2 separate regions of the Mus musculus genome follow, and region 2 is linked to region 1. Evidence: chromatin loops called from intact Hi-C (ENCODE). Cell type or tissue: left cerebral cortex. All regions are shown on one strand. Links, peaks and the distances in the headings refer to the core of each region. The heading gives the core; the rest is flanking DNA. Region 1 holds the start of Mterf1b (mitochondrial transcription termination factor 1b). Region 2 holds the start of Mterf1a (mitochondrial transcription termination factor 1a).

Region 1 (15,398 bases), core at 3,652-11,651:
TTCCTAAATTAAAAATCTCTGGTCCAATGACTGATGAATTCTTCAGAAACCATATGCCATCAGATGGGTGTCACAGTCATGTCCTGAAGAGATTTCTTTGCCTTATCTAGATGTTCTAACACAAATGGTCACAGGAGAGGAGCAGGACCAGGGCCTGGACACACCCCACTCGAGGGGGGGCAGGAAGGCCTGAGGACCCAGGGCTGGCTACACCCCAGTTACTTTCACTTCAATCCTAGTCACTTTGAGCTAGCAGAATTTTGTCCCATGGTGTGGTCTCTGCTTCAGGCAGAAATGGAGCAAAACAATTTTTGATATCAACTCTAATTTCCTTTCTTCCAATTCTAATTTCCCTTCCCACTCAAAAATTATTTGTTACAATTTATTCTGAAAGTTGTCACTGGAAAACAGCAAAGAAATAGAGAACAAATAAGCCATCATATGTATTAGCTCAGACCTCTGCCCTACAACTCAGGACAGCTGGGTTCATTCATGTCTCATGAGAAAAGCATTTATAATACTGTCTGAGTCTATTTCATAATACAGGACAGCATATCACATAGTGAATACTTATAAAAAGAGTACATTCATTTCTCAAAGTTCTGCACAGTGAGAAAGTCCACCATCCATGTCCTGGTGTCTGGACAGGTCTTTCCTTCTGTGTCATCCATGGCAGAAGGCAAGAAGGAAAGAGGAAGAAAAGAAAAAGGAGAGAGAGGGGGGGCATCCTTTTATGGGAAACCCACTCCCTGCATATGACAAAGCCACTCTTCAGATTGTGGCATTACTTCACTCACCAAGTTCTAGCTCGTGTGACATTATCACCTTGAAAAGATCCCACCTCTTGCACTGGGCCTTAAGCTCCAAAAACATGGAAACTGGAGAACAGACTCATACCATGGCAACCACAGAGGAGAGGATACCAAGGTATGCAGAGCACAGCATCCACTCATTCCAAGAAGTGTACAGATGCCTGAGAGATAAACAAACCAAGATCTCCGTAATGTAGATACCCAGTTCTCTTAATCACGGGAAAGTACTTCCCGACAGGGAGAGTTGTGTTGTAGTGAAGCCGCAGTTCTGTGGTCTCCATGATAGGTCATAGAGACTAACCCGAGCAAGAGATCTTCACTCAGATACACAGTGAAACCTGTGCAGCAAACACTTCCCAGCAGCCTGCCCTGCCCTTAATACAGAAAACCTGTGTTTCTGATTATTTTCCCGAAGCTGGCATGAACTAGCAGGAGCTATTTCTCATGTATCCTTGTTTCTTTTTACCATAAAGTTGGTGCAAAATTATTGAATGGCCAACTAATGGTCAAATAAAACATGAACAGAGTTTCAGAATCAATACTTCACTCAAAACTAGAAAGCTACGGTTATGCATGAAAATGGAACAAAGTGTTAGATATATTAGACTTGAAGATTGTGAAACCAAAACAAGAATAATATATCTTGGAAGTCAATGGGAAACCAAGACCAGAACAATATGCCTTGCAGGTTAGTGGGGAAGTGAAATGGGAGCAATACACCTTGCAAGTTAATAGTTCTGTTTTCAGTTAAGACAGTTAAGAATACACTCCTGCTCCCCGTGTGTTACACCCTTGAATGTTAAACTTTCCATTTGTAATTAAGAATAAGTTCCTGTTTCTTAGATCTGATTTAAAGATCTAAGCTTGTGAGCCCATTCCCATGATGTAATCCTTACCCAACTTCCTTCCCTTTCACTATATCTTTCTAATAACGTGTAACAGCCTACTCTCTCACCCATGTGAACACCTATGTCCCTAAAAAAGAGACTTCAAGAGGCTGACAGGGGCTAATCTCTCAAATCCCTTCTTAGGGTGAGACAGCCGGGTGGCCAGTCCTTGTGCAACCGGAAATACAGCTTGCTTTAATTGGACAATCATTGATTTGTTGTTTTCTCTTTGAAATTCTCAGATGTAATTTACTTCTGAACTCTCAAAACTTGCAGCTCCATTTTACTCCACTTAACACTGAGGCACTCTGTGGGGAAGGCATTATATTAAGTGCTGTAGAGATTAGTAGAGTTTGGGTCTACACTGAGACTCTGGTTTCAGATAATATGACTGTACTTTCTGCTTACATTTTAGCTCATGATAGAGAAATAATTATTTAAGCTCCTTATAGATACCTTCTCTGAAAAACAGCATAGTAAACTGCTTATTGGGAAAATGGGGTCCCCCATAGTGAAGCATTTCCCACTACTCCAACAATGGAGGGAGCTAGATAAGAAGTTTCTGTTGAGACTCCTGCTAGTGTTAGAGATGTCAAGGTGGAGAAAGGACAGAACATAGTTGAACTGGGACAAAAACAGAGGATCCTGATGTTCTGGGGAACATTCAGAAAAAAGAAAATGTGAGCTAGTCAATTTAACAGTGTGAGTCAGAGTGTTGCTGATAAACACACACACACACACACACACACACACACACACACACGAGGGGGTAGAAAATAGTAAAGGGTTAAAACAAGAAGCAGGAATGGAGAAAATAATATACAGATGAGACAGCAAGCATTAGCTGATAGCTGGTTGGCTCTTTCTAGAAAAATTTGCCACCAATAGCTCAATATTTCCTCTTTCAAATCATTTCAACTTAAAACTACCAAGCTATAATAATGAGGAATAAGTCTTTACAGGTAGAATTTAAAAACATAATGTAGACACTTTTGAGCAAGGAAGATGCCATCCTTCTTAGTATTTGCTTTCCAACTCTCTGATGAGATAAATTCTCTACCAAGATTGATATTACACCATGGTAATTGATTAAAAGTGTTTCTGTAAGATAAAAACATCTCACAGGCATTTAGACTCACATGGCTGTATAAGATTTCTAGGAATTATTCCATTTGTCTTGGCCACTTCTGTCCTGTTATGTTGTCAGCCTCATTCCCACTGAATCCAGGATCCCTTCAGGACTGCAAGCAGCAAATTTCCTAAGCCAGTATCCTGTTCTTTGCCATGGGCCTTTGTTATAATAGGAAATCTGACTCAAGGAGTCTCTGTAGATTCTGGTTAGGCACTCTTCAAAGAAAGTAAGTTGCCTGGAGTAAGATCGTTAAGACTGTGAGGTCAGCATAAAGGGAAGGAAATTGAGCTAGCTTTTTGCTAGTTTGCAGGATGTTAACAACTTGAAACTCACTGGATAACTTTACTGTTTTAATCAACCAGAGCTCTATGTAGAATTCTCAGATGCAAACAAAGCAACCACAGGCAGGGCTACAGAACCTTCCTGGTAGAGACCTATGTTCCCTTGGTGACTGTACTAGATAGTTCTATGTCAACTTCACACAATGTAGTTATCAGCGCTGGGGTCACCTTACAAACCCATGAACACCAATCCCAGACAGATTGGGATGGTTTATTGAGCATCTGCTCCAGGCCTGATCCATCAGAGCCACAATCTAGATTCGGGAACTGAAATGTGACACTGAGTTAGATTCTACAGTTTTTAAGCCTAAATTCCACAAACATCTGTGCCAAGTTATTCCACCGATCAGGATTTAGGGATAGGGGATTTCCTTAGGACCATGTCTTTGTACATTTATACTGTTCTCTTTGGTTGGGGTACTCAAGTGTGGCAGGAGACTTGCCTTGTCTAATATTCATGTCTGAACTTGCCCACCAGGATGTCAGTTACCCACGTACTTGTTTCTTTCTACCAAATAGGATGTCAATTCCCAAGGGAGGTCTTGGAAACTTAAACTTTACTCGATCATTACTTAAAATGAAAGTCTTAATCCAAATGATTCTTTATATTGGTACAGTGTTGCAGCCGGCCAGCAGCTCGCAACGTGAACGGTTTGACTGAGATGGCCACTCCAGCTAAGGGAGAAACTAGACGGGGAGAAAGAAGAAACGGAGCCAAGACAAGTTCATCCTGTTCAAAGCTCAATTTTACTAGTTCCGACATTCAGTTATAAAGGAAGGGGGAGGGAACCCGATTCCCGCCAACTGGTCTCGGGGTCCAGTAGCAGGGTGAACAGTGTGTGGCTCCGAACAGCAAAGCGGCAGGTTCCAGCAGTGGGCATGGCAGAACGATTGAGCGGGAAGCTCCACCCCTGAGCAAGCAGGTTTCAGGCTGGGGGAGGGGAGACTACAGTACAGGTGTCTCTCTTAGATTGGGGTCCATTCCAGGGACAGCTTATATCATAAAAGCTTATACACAGGTGCAGGAAGTGCTGTTGGGTTGGTTCGGGTCCATGCTTGTTGTAGGTAACTATGCACAACAGTTCTACTGACTTCTATTGTGATTGGTTTCCAAGGGCACAGAATATAACAAAATATGTAATCAACTTGGCATTGGAAAGTTTCCTAGCAACAGAAGAAACATATGAGAAAGTTTCCTTATGATGGGAGGCTAGTCTGGTACCTGTGTCTTAACATTTTATCTATGCCTTAATATTCCATCTACGCCTTAATATTTTACCTATGCCCTAACAGAGGAGGAGGTCTTGGCTGAGACAAATGCTGCTATCATATCTGGCTGTTGACAAGTCCAGCATTTTCTCAATAAGTGATTGGTGGAGGAAGGCCCATCCATTGTGGATGATGCCATCCCTGTGCTGGAGTTCCTAGTTCCTATAAGAAAGTAAGTTGAAGCCGGGCATGGTGGCGCACGCCTTTGATCCCAGCTCTCGAGAGGCAGAGGCAGGCAGATTTCTGAGTTCAAGGCCAGCCTGCTCTACAGAGTGAGTTCCAGGACAGCCAGGGCTACACAGAGAAACCCTGTCTCGAAAAAAAAAAAAAAAAAAAAAAAGAAAAAAGAAAAAAGAAAAAAAGAAAGAAAAAAGAAAGTAAGTTGAGCAAGCTATGAGGAGCAAGTCAGTAAGCAGCACTCCTCCATGACCTCTGCATCAGCTCCTGCCTCCAAATTCCTGTTCTGTCTGAGTTCCTGTCTGAACTTCCTTGGTGATGAACAGTGATGTGGAAGCATAGGCTAAATAAACCCTTTCCTCCTCAGGTTGCTTTGGTTACAGTGTCTCATCACAACAGTAGTAACCCTATGTAAGACAATGACTTCTGTATTCACCTGATATGACTGTCCTCTGGAGGCTTACTGCCTCCATCTGCTAAGGGCTGTCTCCTGCAAACTTTTGTCTGTACAATCTAATCTAGGTCTAGAATGCTTTCAGCCTCTGAGACTTCCTGCTGAATAAGCTCACCCTTTCTGGCACTTTCGGAACTCTGGCAAGCTGATTTAAAGCTGCTGTTCTGGCTCAAACACTTTTCTAAGCTGACTGATTTAATCTGGCTTTTTTCCACTTCTGACTGAATTGCTCTGCTTGGTCTCAAACTAATTCTAGCAATCCGTTCTGATCTTCTGGCTCCTTCTCATTCACTGGCTCATTCAGTCTTCACTTGTGTCTAGCTTGTTTCCTCTTCAACCTGTCTCTGTAAAACTCTCCCAGTAAAACTGCCTCCCCCTTTAAGTCATCTCTCTATTCTCATGAGATCTAGGCATATACTATTCTGTCAAATCTTTCTCTGGTTCATCACTTTGTTTCCCAGTTAATTAGATACCCCTTTCAAACATGGGTACTTCCTTCTACAAACTAACTTTACCTTCATTCTCTTGGGTTAATGGTGTAGAATAAGGGCATCTTTGTATTCCAGCCAGAGGGATTAAAGGAATGTGCTAAGGCATGTCTGTATTATAGCTAGAGTAGCCATGTTGTTACATTAAAATCCCTCTACAGACCCTGAGTGTAATTACAGGAAGATGTAGATTTGTGTAATTGACAAGGATGTAGAAAGGACATTTGTTTATTGAATCCTGGAATCTATGGATGGTGGTATTTTACCCGTGGGTTCTCTTAGAGGAATGGAGGGCTAATTCCTTTCTCACTCTAATTGAGTTTGTTGAGACTCAAACAAGGAAAAGCTAGTGAGGCAGACATAAAGGCACAATAATCAATATTACTAGTTATATCATTATTATCAATCTTTGGTTAAAAGAGGACAGGGACAATTCTGAAGATAGCACAGACATGGCATTTGATCTACACATTGAGTCTAAGTCCTGAGGGTTTTAAGTCTAATTTTAGGGAGGGGTTTATCTTGATGTAGACTTCCCTACTCTCCTCCTTCCAAGTGAGGTCATCTAAAATCACAAGCATCATCACATGTCACTATCCTTTCAAAACGAAATGGCAAAGGAGAGAGATTTGCATAGCAGCACAACTTTGATACAAAGTTGTCTCAACAACAACAACAACAACAACAACATCCCTCAAGGAAGATGAGAACCCCAGAACAGCCTCTTGGGAAACATTGTCTACCACACTGCTCCTAGTTCTCTTTTTCTCTTCTTTGCCCCTCATCTTTCCCTCCCTGCCCTTCGTCTTCCCAACCTCTCCAATATCTCAGCTGCACCTTTTCCTCATTGATATCACTTTCAAGAGGACTAAAGCCATCTCCTGGTGTTCATAAATGAAAATCCATGGGGCATGCTGAGGAGAGAATATTCTGGCAGAAGCGAGACCATGGGAGTTACGGTCCAGAAGGCCGAGGTTGTCTTGCTTTCCGCAAGCCACACGTGCACCGTAAATAGCTACTGAGTAATCCCAGGCAAGGAATAAGCTGTGATCAGTAGTTTCACTTTCTGAGTAAACTGATTATTAATAATTTAAATTCCCAAATAGAAATCTTTATTCTTACAAACACCAAACCAAACAGAAAAATGCAGAAGAATTTGGGGGAAAAAAAACCCAACCAACCTACCAAACAAACAAAGACCCCCAAGGTCTATAAAGCAACCTAAAAGAAAGAGATCAAACCGAACCTGTTCTTTGGTGCAGGCAGAATCTCAGCCCCAGCCAGAGGGAAGCCTTGGCGCCGCCCTGTGGTCTCGAACCAGCCCAGAGCCCAGAGTCCCCGCAGCCACAGTCTCAGCCGCCCCCTGCTGGGCTCCCGCGGTCAGGCGGCCGAGGATTTAGGCACAGCGCGCCGGGCTAGTGACGTCACCTCTGCGCCAGGCCGAGGCCGGAAGTCAGCCGTTACTTCCGCACTCCGCTCCCTCCCGGGCGTCCAGAGGCGGAAGTGAAAGGTGTCTACCGGGAGCGTTGGTAGGAGCGCGGATGCAGTGTGCGGGCTGGGGCTGGGGAGCTGCTGGAGCCTTTGCGAGCGGCTTGCGAGTCTCTGCTAGACAGGGCGATGAATGGCTAAAGGCCATTGCAGAACTGCCCGAGGGAAGGCGAGCCTTCGATGTGGGATTACGGCGGTTCTGAGTTTAGACTCATCAAGCCCTCCACACTTCGTACAGCAAAGAGCTCGGCATTGGCTCGGAATTTGTAACTTTAGGGACAGTGCCCACCCTTAGGTTGTTGTATATATAGGGCATTACGAAATAATGTATGTGTAACGTGGGGTTCTGGTATTAAAGTGCGTTTGCGATTCCGCTACCTTCCCCCCATGCGTTGCCGTTTTCTTTTTATTATGACTGAGAAATGTTTAGTTTGCGAGAGGTCGTGCATCTCACAAAAATGATTTGACCTGGACTTCTTTATTCTCTACTACACTGGCGATATTTTTGCCTTTTTCTTTTCCAAATTAGTGGTGTGGTGGTAGAAACATCGGTTTTTACCTTTTCTGGAGAGATCTAAAGTCTCTTATGACAAAGTCGACATCGATATGTAGTTCTGTTCAAAACAAAACAAAACAACCCTGTACACTTAAATGCTGTGTCAAAAGAGTAGCGGGATTGTGGAATTCCCAAAGATTAGCAGTTTTCTTTAAACACCTGTTAGCTTTCCAGCTGTGGGATGGGGTGGGGTGGAGGGGACGGGAAGGGACAGGGACATAAATCTTCCATCTTGAACCTCGGTAGTTACAGTCACCAAGATGTTGGTGATATTCATGAAATTTAACGAAGCTTAAGAAAATGGTTTATTTTAGAGGAAGATTGAAGGCAATTATTCGATATTTGCTTTTTTTAAAATTTGTCTTGGGATAGTTAATTTGCCAGAGGTTACAAATTCAGCTCAACAATCTGTTTTTAAAAGGACATTGTGTTTATACAATGACTTGCAAATACAACTTGGGTTCATGAAAATGACCCTTTTTCTTTTCTGAAAGAAAAGACAATTTAACTCAGAAAAGTGCACGTGCTTTCCCGCCTGCGAGTGCGCTCATATGTGAGCTTTGAGTTTGATAAGATAGTAGTAGTAAGTGCTGAGGGGAGAGAGCATCTACTGAGAAGGTGATGGGAATATGAGAATTATGAGGAAAAACAATAGGACATGCTTCTAATGGAGAATACACACACACACACTCATGTGTGTGACATGAAAGTAAAAGAGGGACTTTGGGAAGATAGATACAGATTCCATTATTTGTTATGTCAGTTAAAAATAATGAAAAGACAGCAAGGACACTGAGACTAAAATAGGCAGGAACAAGATTGCTTTGTTGCTGTTTTGAGTGAAGTTGATTTGGTAAGGAAGAGAGAGAATGTAAAACCCTCCTGGGGGTGCTTACCACAATGACATTAATCAGAGGAGCGCTACTTTGGGTGCTGCATGGATGCTCAGTTCAACTTTATATGTTGATACATTTAGAAAATATTTATTTGGAGGATAAGTTATATAAAGAGAAACAAAAATCTACTTGTGACAAGTCTAACAAACTAATAGTTTTTTTTACCCTTTTCTTAGGAGTCTTAGCAAACCTTTTTCTTATTTTATTGGTATTAGAATTTCTGTTGAATATTCTGTGTCATGTTTATCGTTTACCGTGGTGCTAATCATCTGAAAGGAATGAGCTGTCTGGTAGTAATCTTCAAGCTGATAGACTTAGTATATGTATCCTTAGTGACTGATTTTTAAAAATTTATTATTCATATTGTATTTGTTATAAAATGTATGTAAAATAGAAATTGTCACAGGATAAGACAAGTATAATTGAAAATTGATACTGTCTATTGGATAATTTTGCATGCTTATTTATAACGCTTCTTATAAAACTTGGCTGACTGTAATGTGATAGTCTTCTGTCCAGTTATCCAGCAGAGGTCATCCATGAGCATCTGGAAGGGAAAAGGTTGGATTGTACATGCTAGATAGAGCTTGCTTTCTTCTTTCTTTCCTTCTTTCTTTTCTTTTCCTTCTTTCTTTTCTTTTCTTTTCCTTTCTTTCTTTCTTTCTTTCTTTCTTTCTTTCTTTCTTTCTTTCTTTCTTTTTTCCTTCCTTCCTTCCTTCCTTCCTTCCTTCCTTTCTTTCTTTCTTTCTTCTTCTTCTTTTCTTTCTTTCTTTTCTTTTCTTTTTCTTTTTATATGTATATTTTATTAATTAATTGAGAATTTAATACAGTGTATTTTGATCACATTCACTCCACTCCTCCAGCTCCTCCTAAATTCACATCCCATTCCATAACCATTGAAGTTTTTGTTCTTGCTCTTTTTTTTTCCCATTTTTTATTAGGTATTTAGCTCATTTACATTTCCAATGCTATACCAAAAGTCCCCCATACCCACCCACCCCCAATCCCCTACCCACCCACTCCCCCTTTTTGGCCCTGGCGTTCCCCTGTACTGGGGCATATAAAGTTTGCGTGTCCAATGGGCCTCTCTTTCCAGTGATGGCCGACTAGGCCATCTTTTGATACATATGCAGCTAGAGTCAAGAGCTCTTTTTTTTAAAGCCATTAAATTCAGTTAGTATTGTCTGTATTCATTTGGTTATATGGCCATCATCAGAATGTTGGATCTACTGGGGCCCACACCCTTGACTGGAAAAAAAAAATTAAAGGAGGACATGGCTGTTCCTGGATTTGTTGTAACAGAAGGGTGATTGTATATATGAGGGAGAAAACAGCCAGAGGCATCTAGAAGGATCTAGAGTGGATATGAGTGGCAGACTGAGCTGGGTCATGTGAGGAGGGAGGAGAGGACAGGAAGAGAGGGCAACCTTGAGCAGCAGCCAAGAGACAAAAAGGCCAAAAAGGAACAAAAGGCCTGGCGTTGCTGAAATGGCTGGAGGGGGATGGGCAGCCCAGCCTCTGACTGGAGAGTTCAGGGTAGAGGTGGGATATGCCAGCCAGGAGGACCTTGTAACAGATAAGGACTGAGGGATGATGGGAGAACCTGGCAGCCAGGTCAACTTTGATATGTTTAATGAATACTTCAGCTAGTGTTCTTGGCAAACTCTTGTCCCAGGTTTAAGACCTAACAACTTTGAATTAGAAAATTAATTGCTCTCTCCTCCTTTCTGGTATTGGGGAATTGAACTCAAATCTTCATGCATGCTAAGGATATATAATGTATCACTGACCTACCTCTGAATTACAGTCCATCCCTCAACTATATCAATATGAAGATGGAAATGAGTTTAGAATTATGGCATTGCAACCAAGAAAACAGTTTGGAAAACTGAGATAGAGATTAATGTTGGCATCTTTTGTCTACAGATGTGTGTGTGTGTGTGTGTGTGTGTGTGTGTGTGTGTGTGTATGATCCATTTAAAGGGTATCATATGTCTAAAAAAGACATTAAAGATGCAAATTAGATAATCTGAAGTGTGTTTTTTTTAGAGCTTCATTTAGAGTTTGAGGTAGCCAGAAGCAAAGAGATCTAGTGTCTGTGGCAGGTTCAGTTCAGACATCTGGCAAGTTGAAAGTTGAATTGTAATTAAAGGGCAATTTCTTAGGAACAAGCCAAAGATGTCAGAAACCACAGAAAAGAGAAGAGGTGGAGAGGAGTAAATGATTCTGGAGAGTCAAAGCAGGCACAGTGAACTAAAAGAACAATACAAGGGCAGGGCAGCTTGGGGCAGCATGGTGTTCTGCTTCTCTGTAAGTCAAAGAGGAAGAGCCTTGAGTCCATAGGGACCCAACAGAAGCCATGAGGCAGGAGGTGAGTGCAGAACCAGGAGAGCTGGAGGGCGGGATGCTTTCTCCTGGAGAGGCCCCTTGCATTTAAAGGATCCGGATATTGTCATTAGTTAGTCACATAATATTGTATGTTAACATTATATGTTATTTTACACAGCATTTGAAAAACTTTGGGCTACCTGATGATTATGGCATCAAGAAACATCTGGTGTGTGAGAAGAAACTTTCTCTTTGATTTAAGAGGCTGGATGCTTCAGTATTCAGCAGAAGTTTTCCTCAAGTCGATTTCATTCAGGACGTTTAGTGTGGAATGCGACAGTAAGGACAAGGAGTCTTTGGAGGAGGAGAGGGAGGACCTGCTGAGCAACTTAGTCACCATGGGCGTTGATATCGACATGGCAAGGAGGCGACAGCCTGGAGTTTTTAACAAGGCTGTTACGAATGAGCAGGAGCTGAAGATATTCCTTCTGTCCAAGGGAGCTAGTGACAAAGTGATTGGTAGCATCATATCAAGATATCCACGAGCTATAACACGCACTCCTGAAAGTCTTTCAAAACGGTGGGATCTGTGGAGAAAGATTATGGCATCAGACCTTGAAATTGTAAATATTTTGGAGCGTTCTCCTGAATCCTTTTTTCGATCTAATAACAATCTAAACTTAGAGAATAATATAAAGTTCCTTTGCTCTGTTGGATTGACTCATAAATGCCTCTGCAGACTGTTGACCAATGCTCCCAGAACCTTCTCCAACAGTCTGAATTTGAATAAGCAAATGGTTGAATTTTTGCAGGAGACTGGTATGTCCTTAGGTCACAATGATCCCAGAGATTTTGTCAGGAAGATAATTTCTAAAAACCCTTCCATCTTAATTCAGAGCACCAAGCGTGTAAAAACTAACATTGAATTTTTACAATCAACTTTCAACTTGAACAAACAGGACCTGCTGCTTCTGATATGTGGCCCAGGAGCTAGAATCTTAGACCTTTCCAATGACTGTACCAAAAAAAATTACACAAACATAAGAGAGAGGCTGCTTTCTCTTGGGTGCAGTGAGGAGGAGGTACAGAGGTTTGTCCTAAGCTATCTGAATATGGTCTTCTTGTCAGAAAAAAAGTTTAATGATAAAATAGACTGCCTTATAGAAGAAAAAATCAGTGCTTCACAAATAATTGAAAATCCGAGGATTTTAGACTCCAGCATAAATACTTTAAAAACTCGCATCCGAGAGCTGTCCCATGCTGGGTATGACTTGAGCACATCCAGCATTGCTCTGCTGTCCTGGAGTCAGAGAAGATATGAAGCTAAACTGAAGAGATTATGTGGATAGGACAGTGTAGGAGGAGTCGCAGGCAATTGGACAGGTGTGGCACTGGTTCCAGTATGGACTTTTCAAACAGGAGAGTTTTGTTTTTGTTTTTTAATTATTTTTTTATTAAATTTTTTTAAATAAAAATTTTAAAGTATTTAAGATTACATTTATTTTGTATGTATTTTATGTGTATGTGCATGTGCTTATGTGTGTGCATGCCGAGGCACATGTGGAGGTTGAGGAGAGCTTTTAGGAGTTGGATCTCTTTCTGCTGAGTGGGTTCCAGGGACCAACTTAGTCATGAGGCCTGGAAGCAAAGTGTTTTTATCCATTGAGCCTCTTGCTGGCCCAAGAGTTTTGACTTTTCACAGCAGACACATGTATAATGATTCTGTGGGTACTTTGTTTTATAGCACATAAGAACTCACAGTTAGTGTGCTCACATATAGTTCTAGCTACCCCTTCTTATTTTAAGTTAACATAACAGTTCATTAGATGGTGCAGGCTTTAGCTGCTCTGTAGCAGCAGCAGCAGCAGCTCCTGATTTCTACAGTAGAACAGTATAGGAAGATTTTACAGAATGTGCCTTGTAGTTTCTGTTTGCATTTTAGCAGTAGATTTGGGTGGGAGCACGTGGAAGGCCTGGGTCGGATGCCCAGCACAGGAAGGCTGATGGTTATATGTGTTAGTTCTGTCTCTTCTCATTTTCAACCCCAAGATTGTCTCTTATTTCAATATGCTAGCCAATTGTAGTTCAATTTCAGAGTGTAATGCTAGTAAAATGTGAGTTTCCATTATTTTACAGTTTACATTTGAATAACTAGTATCCTCCCCTGACAGAATTAACCTTGGGTTGGTATATTCTGATTTCTTTTATACAGGGGTAACCTAGAAGGTAAAATAATGACTGCCCAAAGATGTTAGTATGTTAGTTGTGGGAAGCATTAGAATTTGGTAATTGGCACATAGGTATTAAATTTAAATGTGGTTAAGAATCTCAGTTCTTGTAAGCCTGAGGCAGAAGTATTTCAAGCAGCCTCATTTACAGTCTTGAGACTGTCTCAAAAATGCCTATTTTAAAAGTCTTAAGAAAGATTATCCTGAATTATTTGGGTGGACTACCTACAATCATATGGTCATTAAAAATGGAAGAAGGAAGTAGAAGAGGTGAGAGGGTGCCATGTAAGAGAGACTTGTCTATTTCCAGCTTTTGTAAAGGAAGAGCCACAGGTGAAGGATGGAGGTGGCCTATACACAGTGGAAAGGGCACAGCAGCACTCTCCCCTTAGCCCCAGGAGACAGGTATCTAACCTCTGCCCTGTAGCACCACAAGAAAACATTGTGTTCTCTGAAGATTGTACCTGGGCTAGCAGAGATGGTGGAACATCAATAGTGTTAAGTGCCTAAGGTTATCTAGAACGGACATAAGTATAACATGCAATCTTTGCGGTTTTAGAGACATGGTGGGGGACGAATGGATAGTGACTGTCAAGCAACATTAACTTTTTAAATAATAGGCTTTGAGTACAATCAAAACAAATATTGGTAGATGTGTATTCATATCCCAGAGTTTATTTTTTATTTTAAATGGAGCACTCAATATTGCTAAACTGCTTAAGCCTCTGCCTTTCCATACCCTTAACAACCTGCACTTAAGTCACACCATGACATAGGTTAGGCCAGGGCTTCAGAGTCTGTTTCTACTTAAAACCCTTCTTTACGCCAGGCAGTGGTGGCACAGGCCTTTAATCCCAGCACTTGGGAGACAAGGGCAGGCGGATTTCTGAGTTCGAGGCCAGCCTGGTCTACAGAGTGAGTTCCAGGACAGCCAAGGCTACACAGAGAAACCCTGTCTTGGAAAAAAAACCAAAAAACCCTTCTGTATTTGAGAAATGTTTATATAACCCTATATATGTATATAAATTAAGCATATAAATAAAACATTTGCTGATAATGAATCATAAAACTTTATTTTGAAAGAATTCTTTACATATAAATTTCCCATTTATTAAAGATTAAAAGCAAATTTACATACTCTGGATGGAACTGATTACCTTCACACAATCAATGAGCTCTTGGCTGTTTGGTGATGGAGAACCCAGAGCATAGTCGATGCCTTTTAAGATTGATTTTCTAATTGTCAGTACTATAGGTAGATGTGTAAAACAACTAAGGTATGTTTAAGGCCATTGCAGAAATTGTTAGAAGTTCTGTCTCATTCTTAGCTAAAATTAATTTGAGGAGTTTTAAAAACTGAAATTCAAGTCAGGAACTCAGCATTTTTAAAACTCAAACATTCTAAGAAAAGAGAGCCCCAAAGCTCCTCTAGTGTGATGCTTGCTGAAGAGTTACAGTCGGAAAATACTAAAAGCCATAACTATTATACTTTCATGAGAGCAGAAAACCTTAGGAACATTGAAACACTGCAATTCATAACATACAGTAGTCTTGCGCGCGCCCGACTGGCCAGCAAGAACGATGCTGCAACAGGATCCTTCTGCACATATTGGGAGAGCTTGATTGCAGAGGCGAAAAAACCTCAAGCCCAGAACTGGTGCTGCTTATATAGGCCTAGGAGAGGCGTGTCTCACACCTGGATTGGTTGTGCTTAGGTTATGCTTACCACCTCATTTGCATGCCCCCATCTGATTGGTTAACTTCTCTCTCATCTGATTGGTTAACTTTTCTCTCATCTGATTGGTTAATTTTGGTTAGTTCTCAAAACTTCACCTTGGCAAAAAAACTACTGCCTATGTATCCGTGGTGACCAGCGGTAGCCAGCGGTAGCCAGCGCTACCCTGCAACGGCACATGTGGCTTCCCACACAGTAGCGTCTAGCTGAGGCGTTGCTGGCCAGCAGTGGTCATTGACATTGTATGATGGAACCGGAAGCACAAAGTGAACACTGCGTGCCTTCAGGACCAAGTCCCTGAAGCACAGTTGTCACGCGGGTGAGCACTGCCAGAATTTGTTACATATTTGATTTTGAATTACTTTTTTGTTTCAAAAATTCACACAGTATCCATGTGAGACCCCCATGTGGGGTTGCGACCCCCAGTGGAAGAAGCTGAGGATCAGACGGCAGGGACAATACCCACCGGTTTTCATTTTCATAATGAAGAGCTTTTAGCACATCACTAGGATCAGTAGCTGGAATGTACCAAGTAGCTTGTACTGTACCAAGCAAGCAATGCAGGCCTGCTTTGCCCTCCCTAGTCCAGGAGGTATATAGACGACTT
Region 2 (15,398 bases), core at 3,914-11,913, 300 kb before region 1:
AATAATGATGTATGGGGCTTGTCTGGTGAGTTCAGTCCATGGATGAGAACAAAACTAGACTGCTTCATTCTCCCTCTTTGGTTTCTGTTGAGATGGATGGATTTGTATGAGATGGAACGAATGGATTTTAGACCTGTTTGTACTAGTTAAAGTCCCCAACAGAGAAACATACCAAGTCAGTGTGGAACCACCATTGTCAAAATTATTCCCTATGGATAGGATACCTTAAATCTGTGCACACCTTACAAGATAAAACATTAATATCATTTGCTCCTTTATGTTCCCAGGGCTCAGTGAACAGCCTAAGAAGATGTAGTATCTCCCTCTGGAGTGTCAGAGCACAAGCAAGCTAACTGGCCATTACGAAAGGTACAGGTTTCCCTAGGCTTAGGGGTTCTCCAAGCAATGAACTACACTATATGAACAAACGTTACCTGGCCCTCTTCACATTGCCCTGGAGGACATTGGATTCAGGGAACTAATACAATTCCTAATTCTCCAACTATAATTACCAGTGTGAATAATGAACAGTTCTCAGTTTCTGACCCAGGGTCCTCATATTTCCTGCCAACATCTTTGGCAGGCTACTTTATTATGCTACAAATCTCAGCCCTTTCACCATTCTTGACAGATGATACCTAGAAAACACATTTTAGAAGTCCTACATACTTTTATGTATGGAAGTGGCTCAGTGGGTAAAGTGTTTGTAATAAGCATGAGGATTACCAATGTCCAGCACCACTGCACTGATAGTGTATTGATAATGTATTGATTTTTCCTTCTCTTGTGTATTTTTCACGTCTGTCAGTTTTGTACAGGTTCACAATGCACCGTGACCATATTCATCCCCCACTACCCTCTCTCCTTTCCCACTCTCACTGGTTCCTTCCTTGCTCCTGAGCAGTCTCCCTCCTTCCATCAAGATGAGCAGAAACAAGATGGGATTCCTAGACAAGCCTAGAGAATAACTGCACTGTGTGTGCTGACTTCCTGAGCCCAGGCTAGGCTTCCTGGGAGGCCAGGTCTAACCCCCAACCACTGTGGCTCAGTGTTCTCAAGTTTCCAATTTACCTAAAAGCAGATGATAGTAGTGTGTGGTGTAGATAAACGATCATCACATGTTTCTAAAACTAAATTTAAAACATTTATCAATTGGGTTCCATTTCCTTGCTATAGTGACTAAGGCAGCAATGGCATTGGGGTGTATGTGTCTCTGCTAGGGCATGAAGTCTTCCGGGTATGTGCCAGGCATATATGTGACTGAAGCCTGTTAGTTCTATTTTTAATTTCTTGAGGAATCTCCAACCTGATTTCCATGATAGCTTTCTTAACTTTTCATTCCTATCAGCAGTGAGTAAGGGGTCCTCTTGTTTTAAAGAGAATGGACAAATAAAATTCTAGTTGTTCATCAACAGATTAATGGATAGTGATAAGCTTGTGATACATACATAAAGTCAAAATTTATTCAACGTGAAAGAAAACGAAATCACACAGTTTGTAGGAAAATGGATGTATACAGATCTATGTGTAAACAAATGTGTGTGTGCGTATATTGTAACATTTAGAGAGGAAACAGGAAAGAGATGTCAGATGATCCGGAAGAATGGAAGGCAGATGAAGTCATACAAGAGGACTTAAAGTTAACTGTTTTTCTAGTTTCAACTACCGTGGACTTTCTTCTTTTGATGGTAGATAAGTACATAAGATGCAACTGAAAATGAAAGTATGAAGTCCTAAGTAAGGCCCCACAGCTTCAGAAGGACCACAGAACACTAGAGAACGTCACTGAGTGCACAGAGTTGGGGATGAGCGAGTGTTGGTTTCCAGTGGCTACAGTACTCTAGCTGTGTGAGGTCTTTATTTGTGGGTTCCTTGCAATAAAACAACTCTTAAAACACAATTCCTAAGAACACAGTTCAACACCATGGTGCAGAATTGATACTTAACAAATGTGTTCACCACATTTTCAAATAAATTTGGCCAGAAAATTGTATGTGTTTTCTCCATGTAACATAATTTCAGAGAAGAGCTAGAGAACTGTATGTCTTCATGTTAACAAGTGTTTTGTGCAGGACACTGAGACTATGAATACTTTCATGTGTTTATTTTTCTGTATTTCTCAATTTCTGTAGTCATGTGGTGACTTTTACAAATAAAAAGCTATCAAAGCTACCTCTGAACTCTTCTAGGCTCCTAACAACTTCAGCTATGGTGCTAACTCAGAGTATGGTGATTCCATAAGTACAAATGACCCCCAAGGTACAATGGTGTGAGTTGCAATTTTCAAGCTTATGGTACAAAACTGATACACATTCAGCAGCAACCAGGCCCTGAAGTCTGAATCTTGATCTTTTCCTAGGCTGACAATCTGTGCTACGGGATGCTCGCAACAGCAGCAAGCCCCAGATCCTAGTCAGCCATTGGTTCACTAGGGTGGATTAATTGCATTTTCAACTTACTACATCATTGTTTGGGGAATAATTCAACTATAACTCAGAGGGCATCTGTATCAGACTGGGTAAGGCAAGCAGGGGTATGTGTCAAGGGATGGATTTTAAAGGTCCTAGGTGATCAAGCCATCACTAAGTCATCCCTTGCTGGGTGACTCTAGGAAGAACATAAAGGAGCCCGGGAGCACATGGCCACATTTACCTGAGGAGCTGCTAATTCCAGCTTACAGAGCACAGAGCGTGAGGGGATGGAGCCTTCTAGTGAGTGACTGGTCTATTCCAGTCCACTGACAAACCTTCACTTGTCAGGGAGAGTGTAAACCAACGTTCAGCTCAATGAGAGCATGGAGTAGACAGAGCATGGAGACACGGCTCAATTCAACTGCGCTAACTCCGACTATATAGGTCATGTTTGAGCATGGGGTGCTTTGCAAGGCAGATGCTTCACTCTCAGCTCCAACTTGGTCATTTTCCCTCACATCCAATCCTCCTGTGTAGGGTTGTTTACTAATCACTCATAGCTATATATGTAAGTCATCAAAGTCACTGTCAGAAATGGTATGGCTTAGCCCAAAAGCACACGGATTGCTACTTTCTATGTCTTCAGAATAATATAGAGATCAAAATTGCCATATAATGGACCTACTTTAAAAATAACATTTATTTTCACAACAAAATTTGATCCCCTCACTTCATATGTTACAACTGGAATCCTTATTGTTGTTATTTTTTTAATAGAACATCTTCAAAGGAGGAAAAGGTTAATACAGGGTTGGATTAATTGCAATAATTCCAGAAATACAACTGTCCATGTTGAGTTTTGTAAACAGGCACACAATAAGTGCCATAGAGTTTTAATGTCCAGGCTAAACAAGGGTGGACAATCCAGAAATTGTACCTAAGTAAGTACAAAGACAGTGCTATATATCTTTTAATTTTTTTTATTTAATCAAAATGTCCTGACATTATCTCCCATTCTCTCCTCTGTCTAGCTCCTCCCATGCTCACTCCCTCTCAAATTCATGGCCTCCTTTTCTTTAACTATTATTGTTACATACATATGTGAGTAATTCACTACTACAGCATACTGAGTCTGTGTAGTGTTCCTTGCATGTATGTTTTTAGAGTTGACCTCTTGGCACTGAATAACCATCTCTCTCTCAATAGTCAGTAACTCCCTGTAGCTCTTCCTCTAGGGGTGGGGTCCCATATGATCTCTCCCCCATCCATGCTGGCACATTAAGGAGCTTTGCAATTGTTTGGGTCTTGTTTAGACAGCCATATTATTGAGGTTTTATGGGTATTGCTTCATTGTCATATCTGGAAGACAATGGTATGTATTTTGAGGCATTAAGATGGCATAACAATCAGGTCTTTTAAGAGTTGAGGTAAAAAAATGTAAGAAAACATTCTAAATTATATCATTTCAGAACTGTCCAATGAGCACATAGTATTTCAGGGTGGGAGAGATGGCTCAGCAGTTAAGAGCCCTGGCTGTTCTTCCAGAGGTCCAGAACTCAATTCTCAGTAACCACACAGTGGCTCATGACCATCTATAATGTGATCTGATGCCCTCTTGAGGCATGCAAGTGTATATGAAGATAATGCACTCATATATATTAGTTAATTAACTAATCAAAGAAATAATTTTGTTAAAAAGCAACAAGCAGCTATTAAACTAAAAAAATAAAGTTGTACATAAGAATATTAATTTCTTTTCCTCCAGCTTGAGGCTAACAGATCCTATAGGTAAAACAACCTACTAAAAACCTCTTCATATCTATGGAATGTTCCTTCTGTTTGAATCATCAACCAGACTTGCCGGTATCTGCCTTTAGAAAGCTGTATGGCCAGTCTGCTGTCTACAGTTCTCCTACAGCTCATCAAGTTCTATACACATGTAATCACAGGATGATTAGGACATAATTGATCCATAATTTTTATAATTAATTTTGTTTCCCTAATTTCTTTCTTAGCTCATTTATACTTTGAATAGAGGACTGACTTGTTTGCATTAATTTTATATCCACTCAAGCTTAATTCTGTCAGGGAGGATATTAGATATTCAAATGTAAAATGTAAAACAATGGAAACTCACATTTTACTATTTTTACTGGCATTACACTCTGAAATTGAACTACAATTGACTAGCATATTGAAATAAGAGACAATCTTGGGGTTGAAAATGAGAAGAGACAGAACTAACACATATAACCATCAGCCTTCCTGTGCTGGGCATCCGACCCAGGCCTTCCACGTGCTGAGGAAGCCGCACTCCCACCCAAATCTACTACTAAAATGCAAACAGAAACTACAAGGCACATTCTGTAAAATCTTCGTACACTGTTCTACTGTAGAAATCAGGAACTGCTGCTGCTCCTACAGAGCAGCTAAAGCCTGCACCATCTAATGGACTGTTATGTTAACTTAAAATAAGAAGGGGTAGCTAGGACTATATGTGAGCACACTAACTGTGGAGTTCTTATGTGCTATAAAACAAAGTACCCACAGAATCATTATACATGTGTCTGCGGTGAAAAGTCAAAACTCTTGGGCCAGCAAGAGGCTCAATGGATAAAAACACTTTGCTTCCAGGCCTCATGACTAAGTTGGTCCTGGAACCCACTCAGCAGAAAGAGATCCAACTCCTAAAAGCTCTCCTCAACCTCCACATGTGCCTCAGCATGCACACACATAAGCACATGCACATACACATAAAATACATACAAAATAAATGTAATCTTAAATATTTTAAAATTTTTATTTAAAAAATTTAAATAAAAAAATAATTAAAAAACAAAAACAAACCTCTCCTGTTTTAAAAGTCCAAACTGGAACCAGTGCCACACCTGTCCGATTGCCTGCGACTCCTCCTGCACTGTCCTATCCACATAATCTCTTCAGTTTAGCTTCATATCTTCTCTGACTCCAGGACAGCAGAGCAATGCTGGATGTGCTCAAGTCATACCCAGCATGGGACAGCTCTCGGATGCGAGTTTTTAAAGTATTTATGCTGGAGTCTAAAATCCTCGGATTTTCAATTATTTGTGAAGCACTGATTTTTTCTTCTATAAGGCAGTCTATTTTATCATTAAACTTTTTCTCTGACAAGAAGACCATATTCAGATAGCTTAGGACAAACCTCTGTACCTCCTCCTCGCTGCATCCAAGAGAAAGCAGCCTCTCTCTTATGTTTGTGTAATTTTTTTTGGTACAGTCATTGGAAAGGTCTAAGATTCTAGCTCCTGGGCCACATATCAGAAGCAGCAGGTCCCGTTTGTTCAAGTTGAAAGTTGATTGTAAAAATTCAATGTTAGTTTTCACACGTTTGGTGCTCTGAATTAAGATGGAAGGGTTTTTAGAAATTATCTTCCTGACAAAATCTCTGGGATCATTGTGACCTAAGGACATACCAGTCTCCTGCAAAAATTCAACCATTTGCTTATTCAAATTCAGACTGTTGGAGAAGGTTCTGGGAGCATTGGTCAACAGTCTGCAGAGGCATTTATGAGTCAATCCAACAGAGCAAAGGAACTTTATATTATTCTCTAAGTTTAGATTGTTATTAGATCGAAAAAAGGATTCAGGAGAACGCTCCAAAATATTTACAATTTCAAGGTCTGATGCCATAATCTTTCTCCACAGATCCCACCGTTTTGAAAGACTTTCAGGAGTGCGTGTTATAGCTCGTGGATATCTTGATATGATGCTACCAATCACTTTGTCACTAGCTCCCTTGGACAGAAGGAATAACTTCAGCTCCTGCTCATTCGTAACAGCCTTGTTAAAAACTCCAGGCTGTCGCCTCCTTGCCATGTCGATATCAACGCCCATGGTGACTAAGTTGCTCAGCAGGTCCTCCCTCTCCTCCTCCAAAGACTCCTTGTCCTTACTGTCGCATTCCGCACTAAACGGCCTGAATGAAATCGACTTGAGGAAAACTTCTGCTGAATATTGAAGCATCCAGTCTCTTAAATCAAAGAGAAAGTTTCTTCTCACACACCAGATGTTTCTTGATGCCATAATCATCAGGTAGCCCAAAGTTTTTCAAATGCTGTGTAAAATAACATATAATGTTAACATACAATATTATGTGACTAACTAATGACAATATCCAGATCCTTTAAATGCAAGGGGCCTTCCAGGAGAAAGCATCCCGCCCTCCAGCTCTCCTGCCCACAGACACTAATTTCTTTGCTTCTGGCTACCTTAATCTAAAGCTCTAAATGTAGCTCTGAAAAAAAAACACACTTCAGATTGTCTACTTTCCATCTTTAATGTCTTTTTTGAATTTATAATATCCTTTAAGTGGATCACATTGATTACACATGTATATATATATATATACATATATATAACTATATGTTATAAATTATATGTTTATTACATACTATAACTTATACATTACCTATTATATAACATATGTTATATATAAACATTATATATTATATATAAGCATATATATGTATATGCTTACACAAATCTCTGGACAACACCTATCAACATCAATCTCTACCTCAGTTTACCAAATTGTTTGCTTGGTTACAATGCAATAATTCTACACTCTTTTCCATCTTCAAAATGATATAGTTGAGGGAATGTGGTGTAAATCAGAGGTAGGTCAGTGGTACAGCATACGTCCATAGCACGCATGAGGACTTGAGTTCAATTCCCCAACCCCAGAAAGAAGAAGGAGGAATTAATTTTCTAGTTCAAAGTTGTTAGGTTTTAAACCTGGGACAAGAGTTTGCCAAGAACACTAGCTGAAGGGTTCATTAAACATATCAAAGCTGACCTTGCTTTCCTGTCACATACACATGCATATACATATATAACTTTTATATAAACCTAAATTCTCCATTAGAAGCATGTCCTATTGTTTGTCTTCATTATTCTCATATTCCCATCACCTTCTTGGTCACCCCTTCCTCCTACCAGTACTAACTACATTTATATCAGACTCACCAGCAAGTGCACGTGCCTGTACTCACACACACCTTTTTAAAGTCTCACATATTGTTAAACTGCCTTTTCTTTCAGAAAGGGTCATTTTCTTGAATCCTAGTTGTATTGCAAGGCCTTGTATAAACACACTCTTCATTTAAAAACAGATTGTTCAGCCGGGAAACTATACAGCATAATGCAATTTAAAAAACAAAGGTAGATATTGAATTGACTCCAGTCTTACTCTAAAAATAAACAACATTCTAAAAGGAATGTTAAATTTAGCAAATATCACAAAAATCTCCATGATTGTAATGAGTGAGGTCCAAGGAGGAAGATATACGTCCTATTCTGTCCCACAGTTGGAAAGCTCACAGGCTTTTAAAGAAAACTGATAATCATTCGCATTGGGGTACCACAATCAGCTAATTTTTTGAAGCAGCATTTAAGTGGAGAGTGTTTGTTGGTTTGTTTGTTTGTTTGTTTGTTTGTTTTAGAACTACACTTCAGCATCGGATTTGTCGTTAAGATGAGAGACTTTGGATATTTCCAGAAAAGGTAAGGGCCAGATGTTTCTACCACCACACCGCCAATCCGAAAAAGAAAAAGGCAAAAATACAACCAATGTAGTAGAGAATAAAGAGATCCAGGCTAGACACCTTCAAATCATTTTTGTGAGATGCACAACCTCTCGCAAACTAAACATTTCTCAGTCATAATAAAAAGAAAACGGCAACGCATGGGGGGAAGGTAGCGGAATCGCAAACGCACTTTAATACCAGAACCCCACGTTACACATACATTATTTCGTAATGCCCTATATATACAACAACCTAAGGGTGGGCACTGTCCCTAAAGTTACAAATTCCGAGCCAATGCCGAGCTCTTTGCTGTACGAAGTGTGGAGGGCTTGATGAGTCTAAACTCAGAACCGCCGTAATCCCACATCGAAGGCTCGCCTTCCCTCGGGCAGTTCTGCAATGGCCTTTAGCCATTCATCGCCCTGTCTAGCAGAGACTCGCAAGCCGCTCGCAAAGGCTCCAGCAGCTCCCCAGCCCCAGCCCGCACACTGCATCCGCGCTCCTACCAACGCTCCCGGTAGACACCTTTCACTTCCGCCTCTGGACGCCCGGGAGGGAGCGGAGTGCGGAAGTAACGGCTGACTTCCGGCCTCGGCCTGGCGCAGAGGTGACGTCACTAGCCCGGCGCGCTGTGCCTAAATCCTCGGCCGCCTGACCGCGGGAGCCCAGCAGGGGGCGGCTGAGACTGTGGCTGCGGGGACTCTGGGCTCTGGGCTGGTTCGAGACCACAGGGCGGCGCCAAGGCTTCCCTCTGGCTGGGGCTGAGATTCTGCCTGTACCAAAGAACAGGTTCAGTTTGATCTCTTTCTTTTAGGTTGCTTTATAGACCTTGGGGGTTTTTGTTTGTTTGTTTGGTAGGTTGGTTGGTTTTTATTTCCCCCAAATTCTTTTGCATTTTTCTGTTTGGTTTGGTGTTTGTAAGAATAAAGATTTCTATTTGGGAATTTAAATTATTAATAATCAGTTTACCCAGAAAGTGAAACTACTGATCACAGCTTATTCCTTGCCTGGGATTACTCAGTAGCTATTTATGGTGCACGTGTGGCTTACCTTCACCAGTATTGCGGAAAGCAAGACAACCTCTGCCTTCTGGACCGTAACTCCCATGGTCTCGCTTCTGCCTGAATATTCTCTCCTCAGCCTGCCCCATGGATTTTCATTTATGAACACCAGGAGATGGCTTTAGTCCTCTTGAAAGTGATATCAATGAGGAAAAGGTGCAGCTGAGATATTGGAGAGGTTGGGAAGACCAAGGGCAGGGAGAGAAAGATGAGGGGCAAAGAAGAGGTAAAGAGAACTAAGAGCAGTGTGGTAGATGATGTTTCTCAAGAGGCTGATTTGGGGTTCTCATCTTCCTTAAGGGTCTTTCTTTCTTTCTTTCTTTCAAGACAACTTTGTATGAAAGTTGTGTTGCTATGCAAACACCATTTGTTTTTTGAAAGGATGGTGACATGTAATGATGCTTGAGACTTTAAATGACTTCACTTGGAAGGAGGAGAGTAGGGAAGTCAAGATGAACCCCTCCCTAAAATTAGACTTAAAATCCTTGGGAATTAGACTCAATGTGTAGTTCAAATGCCATGTCTATGCTATCTTCAGAATTGCCCCTGGCCTCTTACAACCAAAGACTAATAATAATGATATAATTAGTAATATTGATTATTGTGCCCTTTCTGTCTGCCTCACTAGATTTTCCTTGAGAAGTTCACAGACCCTTACTTTACCACTAATGTCTAAGTCTCAACAAACCTAATTAGAGTGAGAAGAAATTAGCCCTCCATTCCTCTAAGAGAACCCACACATAAAATACCACCATCAATTGGCACCAGGATTCAATAAACAAATGTTCTTGCTACCTCTTTTTCAATTATACAAATCTTACATCTTCCTGTAATTACACTCAAGGTGTGTAGAAGGATTTTAATTTAACAACATGTCTACTCTAGCCAGAATACAGGCATGCCCTTAGCACATACTGTTAATCCCTCTAGCTGGAATACAAACATGCCCTTATTATAGACCATTAATCCCAAAGAATGAAAGTAAAGTTAGTTTGTAGAAGGAAGCACTCATGTTTGAATGTGATATCTATTGAATGGCAGATAACATGATGAATCAGAGAAACATTTGACAGAATAAGGATATGATCAATTCTCAGGAGAGAGAAGAGATGTGGAGGGAAGGATGGAGGGAGGGAGGAGGAAGTTTTACCAGGAGAGTTTTATAGAGATAGGTTGAAGAGAGAAAAGAACTAGATATAGGTAAAATGACAATGAGAAGGAGCCAGAAGATTAGAACAGATTGCTAAAATTAGTTTGAGGCCAAGCAGAGTCATTCAGTCAGAAGTGAGAAAAGGCAGATTAAATCAATCAGCTTGAAGGGGAGTTTGAGCCAGAACAGCTAAGTTGAGTCAGCCAGCCAGAGTCCCAAAAGAATTAGAAAGAGTGAACTCATTCATCAATAAGTCTCAGAGGCTGAACACATCCTAGCCTAGATTAGACTATTCTGAGGCTAGAAGTTTGCAGGAGAAGGCCCTTAGCAGATGGAGGCAGTAAGCCTCCAGAGAACAGTTACATCAGTGAATAAAGATACTTTTACAGAAGTCATTGTCTTACATAGGGTTACTACTGTTGTGATGAGACACTGTAACCAAAGCAACCTGGGGAGGAAAGGGTTTATTTAGCCTATGCTTCATCACCACTGTTCATCACCAAGGAAGTTCAGACAGGAACTCAGACAGAACAGGAACCTGGAACCAGTAACTGATGCAGAGTCATGGAGGAGTGCTGCTTACTGGCTTGTTCCTCATAGCTCGCTCAACTTGCTTTCTTTTTTAAAATTTTTATTAGGTATTTTCCTCATTTACATTTCCAATGCTATCCCAAAAGCCTCCCATACCCACCCACCCCCACTCCCCTACCCACCCACTCCCACTTTTTGGCCTTTGTGGGAAGCCACATGTGCCATTGCAGAGTGGCACTGACTACTGCTGGCCACCACGCATAAGTTTGGACAAACAACCAATGTATACATATGCAGTAAAGTTTTTTGCAAAGACACTGCCTGGCCCGGGCATGATAATGAGGCTTTGAGAGTATAACCAATCAGATGTGAGACATGCAAATGAGGTATGATAATGAGGCTCTGTGAGGTACAGAGAGAGAGTAGCCAATCAGATGAGGAACATGCAAATGAGGCATAGTGCATAACCAATCCGGGTGTGAGACACGCCTCTCCTAGGCCTATATAAGCAGCACCAGTTCTGGGCTCGGGGTCTTTTCGCCTCTACAATCAAGCTCTCCCAATAAACGTGTGCAGAAGGATCCTGTTGCAGTGTCGTTCTGGCTGGTCGAGTCCGCAAGAAGTGGTGCCGAAAACCTGGGACAAGAAACATCTTCAGGCATGAGCGAAGACCCCCTGCTACAGGGAGGATTCAGAACTGCATCGTGGGGAAGGAGTGGTTAATAAAGGTTCCCATAAAACAGACTGCTGAGAAGGATCTGGCGTGGATTCAGAACTCTTCAGCTGGGGAACGGTGGTAATGAAGTGTTCCTGCAAAACAAACTGCTGAGAAGGATTCAACTGCGTGGATTCAGAACTCTTCAGCTGAGGAACGGTTGTACCGGTAAGTATAAAGAAATTAAGGTAAGTCTCTGAGAGATATGCTTTCTTACGCAGTAGGTCTGGTAATTGTTGCTGGGTTTGTGTGGGACCAGCTGTTAAGGAAGGGCAGTGACTTTGTAGGAGTACCAGGAAGGCATATCAGAAACAGAGAGAAAGAAAAAAGAAGATGCGCGCAGAAAAATAAGTAACTTAAGAAATATAAAAAGAGAAAAAGAAAGGAAGCTAAAATATAAAGGTACAAAGGATAATATAAAATATAAAGATACAAAGGATAATATAAAGATACAAAGGATAATATAAAGATACAAAGGATAATATAAAGATATAAAGGGTAATATAAAAAATGAAGAACAAAAAATTAAGTCAATTTACCCTCCTCTCGAGGACTTTGACTAAAGAGGCAGCCTTCATCAAAGGCTTAAAGATAGCTCTCAGGGAAAGAGGAGTAACTATTAGAAGCAGCCACTGTGCAGAATTCCTAGAAGAAGGAGAAAAAATGAAAATAAGCTATTTCAGAGCCCTCCTAGGGACAGACGGAAAATGGGAGACGTCCTGCTTCCTCTCTGGATCCTATGGAGATATTTTTAGCTTCGGATAGGATATCTGTGTTCTATTGTCTGTTTTTGGTGCACCAAATTGTCTATATGTCTGTCAACTCATGTTTGTTTTTGCTTGGATGATTGATTGTTGTTCTGTGTTTCATGTTGAAAAATATAAAAAGTAGTCACAGTCTGCACAGCAAAAATTGACAAGTTAGCTGCACGGTGGCTGGGAGACAAGTACAGCTGAAAAAGCCCTGCTCAGGGCCAATTGCAAATGGAGCTTTTAAAGGGGCAGGCAGCCTTTTGCTTGTAACAGAAAGTTAGCTTAAAATTGGAAACCCAAGGTTGGAGTTATTCTAAACAACATAAGAAAACAGGTAATATGCAAAAGCAGTGTACAAAGGGTAGAAAGAGTATGTTTGAAAATAAAGTACATATCTTTACAAATAGAAGGAAAACCCTTTCAAGGTATAATGGATACAGGAGCAGATAAAAGCATTATATCTAGTAAGTGGTGGCCTGCTTCTTGGCCTGTTAATCAATCGTCACATAGCTTACAAGGATTAGGATATGAGGCTACCCCAACTATAAGTGCAAAATCCTTACAATGGAAAGATAAAGAAGGAAGGACAGGGCTTTTTCAACCTTATGTACTCCCTTTACCTGTAAACTTATGGGGAAGAGATGTGTTGTCAGCTATGAACTTTATACTAACTAGTGACTATTCTCAAAAAATCAAGGAAATGATGAAAGGAATGGGATATATACCTCGACTAGGTCTTGGAAAAAATTTACAAGGTAGAATTTCACCAGTTAAAGCCACAGTAAAGGCAGAAAAGAAAGGGCTGGGTTTTTTCTAGGGGCCACTGAAGAGCCTTTGCCCATTCCATGGCGTACGGAGGACGCGGTGTGGGTGCCTCAGTGGCCTTTACCCTCTGAGAAGTTAAAAGCAGCTAAAGAATTAGTACAAGAACAATTAGACCTGGGGCATGTGGAACCCACTCAATCACCCTGGAATACCCCCATTTTTGTTGTAAAGGAAAAGTCAGGTAAATGGAGATTGTTACATGACCTAAGAGCCATTAATGCACAAATGCAAGTTATGGGTCCTGTACAAAAAGGACTCCCCCTACTCTCAACTCTACCTAAGGATTGGAGAATTATAGTAGTAGATATTAAGGATTGTTTCTTTTCAATTCCATTAAATAAGAAAGATAAACCTAGATTTGCATTCACCTTGCCTTTTATTAATCATATGGAACCTGATAAAAGGTACCAATGGCGGGTATTACCCCAAGGAATGGCAAATAGCCCTACCATATGTCAGTTTTATGTAGGAAAAGCTTTGCAACTGGTTAGGGATGGTTTCCCCTCCTTAAAATTTTGTCACTATATGGACAACATTGTAATTTGTGGACCTGAAGAGGAAAGTATACAGCAAGCTTATGGCTTGCTTAATGAAACTTTAAAAAATAATGGTTTGAGTATTGCACCAGAAAAGGTACAGCAGTCTAATGTTAGTCATTTTTCTAGGAGCCACTATTACTTTACGATGTGTCACCCCACAAAAGATTAGTATTAGAAAAGATCATCTAAAGACACTAAATGATTTTCAAAAATTATAAGGAGATATAAATTGGATTAGACCTTTTTTAAGGATCCCTACTTCAGAATTAAAACCTTTATTTCAAATTTTAGAAGGAGACTCACATATTACCTCATTGAGACAATTAACACCTGAGGCTTCTGATGTTCTTAGGAAAGTGGAAAAAGTGATCCAAACAGCACAGTTAACTCGTATAAATGAGCAAGAACCTTTGTTTCTATGCATATTACGCACCATCAATCTGCCAACTGCTGTGTTATGGCAAAATGGTCCTTTAGTATGGATACATCCACATATATCCCCTAATAAGACTATAGATCATTATCCCACCATGGTAGCAAATATGGCCCACAAAGGGATAAAAACTTCAATTACTCACTTTGGAAAAATGCCTGATAGCATAATTGTCCCTTATACTGTCGCACAAACGCAAATATTGTGTGCTACTATAGATGAATGGGCCATTCTTAGATGCAGTTATTCTGGTTTAATTGATAATCATTATCCTAAACATCCGTTATTACATTTTATGTTATTACATCCAGTAATATTTCCAAAGATAACGGCTAATACCCCTATAAAGGGAGCCATTGATATTTATACAGATGGATCCAAAACAGGAGTTGGAAGTTATGTAATCAATGAAAAGGCTGTAAGGTTGCAATTTACACCAGGAGCCCCTCAATTGGTAGAATGTTTGGTGGTTTTAGAAGTCTTTAAAAGATTTCCTATACCCATAAATATTATCTCTGATTCTGTTTATGTAGTTAATGCGGTTTTAGCATTAGAGACTGCCGGAAATTTTAAGCAGTCTAGTCCAGTATCTGAAATTTTGGTGAAAATACAAAATTGTATTTTGATGCGTGAGCATCCCTTTTATATCCAACATATTAGAGCACATACATCATTACCTGGACCTATGGTTAAGGGAAATGCAATTGCTGACTCAGCCACCAGAGACATGGTTTTCCTATTACAAAGTTCTATAGAAAGTGCAAAGAAATTTCATCAGCTTTATCATGTCCCTGCTTCTACATTACTACAAAAGTTTAAGCTCACACGAAAAGAAGCCCGAGATATTGTCCTACAGTGTGGTAAATGTGTAGAATTTGTTAATGCACCTTCCGTAGGTGTTAATCCTCGCGGATTGCGACCCCTAGATGTTTGGCAAATGGACGTCACGCATATCCCATATTTTGGGAAATTACAATATGTACATGTATCCATCGATACCAGTTCTGGTGTCCTACATGCCTCTCCCTTGACAGGGGAAAAAGCAGTTCATGTCATATCTCACTGCTTAGAGGCTTGGGCTGCATGGGGCAAGCCCCTAGTGTTAAAGACAGATAATGGTCCTGCATATACTTCTTCTAAATTTAGCCAATTTTGCAAACAAATGCAAGTAAAACATATTACTGGATTGCCCTATAATCCACAGGGCCAAGGCATAATTGAGAGAGCCCATCGCACTCTGAAACAATATTTGCAAAAACAGAAAGGGGGAATAGAGGCTATGACGCCAAAGATGGCTCTATCCCTTACAATATTTACTCTTAATTTTTTAAAATTGGATGATGCTGGAAGATCACCAACTGAAAGGCATGGACAATGGCCTCAATCGCCCAATGAAATGGTCAAATGGAAAAATGTC

The links. Peaks named below come from ENCODE experiments on the same cell type or tissue, not always from the same donor. Only the 100,000 strongest peaks of a DNase experiment are listed, where the experiment ranks them.
Region 2: it touches region 1 in a loop (18-fold over the local background); 27 of 42 quality-filtered maps call a loop at or near these places.

Annotation. Positions count from the first base shown.
Region 1 is chr5:4,185,330-4,200,727 of GRCm38, forward strand. Mterf1b (mitochondrial transcription termination factor 1b) reads left to right here and starts at 7,038. Exons shown (of 2, transcript NM_001042670.1): 1 at 7,038-7,089; 2 at 11,007-12,322. The coding sequence starts at 11,032. The coding sequence ends at 12,177. In left cerebral cortex, for the core only: CTCF peaks have their summits at 6,834 and 9,024 (motif pointing right); no DNase peak of the experiment used is centred there; H3K4me3 peaks cover 604 bases.
Region 2 is chr5:3,885,394-3,900,791 of GRCm38, forward strand. It overlaps Mterf1a (mitochondrial transcription termination factor 1a), which reads right to left and starts at 8,540. Exons shown (of 2, transcript NM_001013023.2): 1 at 8,482-8,540; 2 at 5,188-6,504. The coding sequence starts at 6,473. The coding sequence ends at 5,334. In left cerebral cortex, for the core only: a CTCF peak has its summit at 8,756; a DNase peak (open chromatin) is centred at 8,723; H3K4me3 peaks cover 753 bases.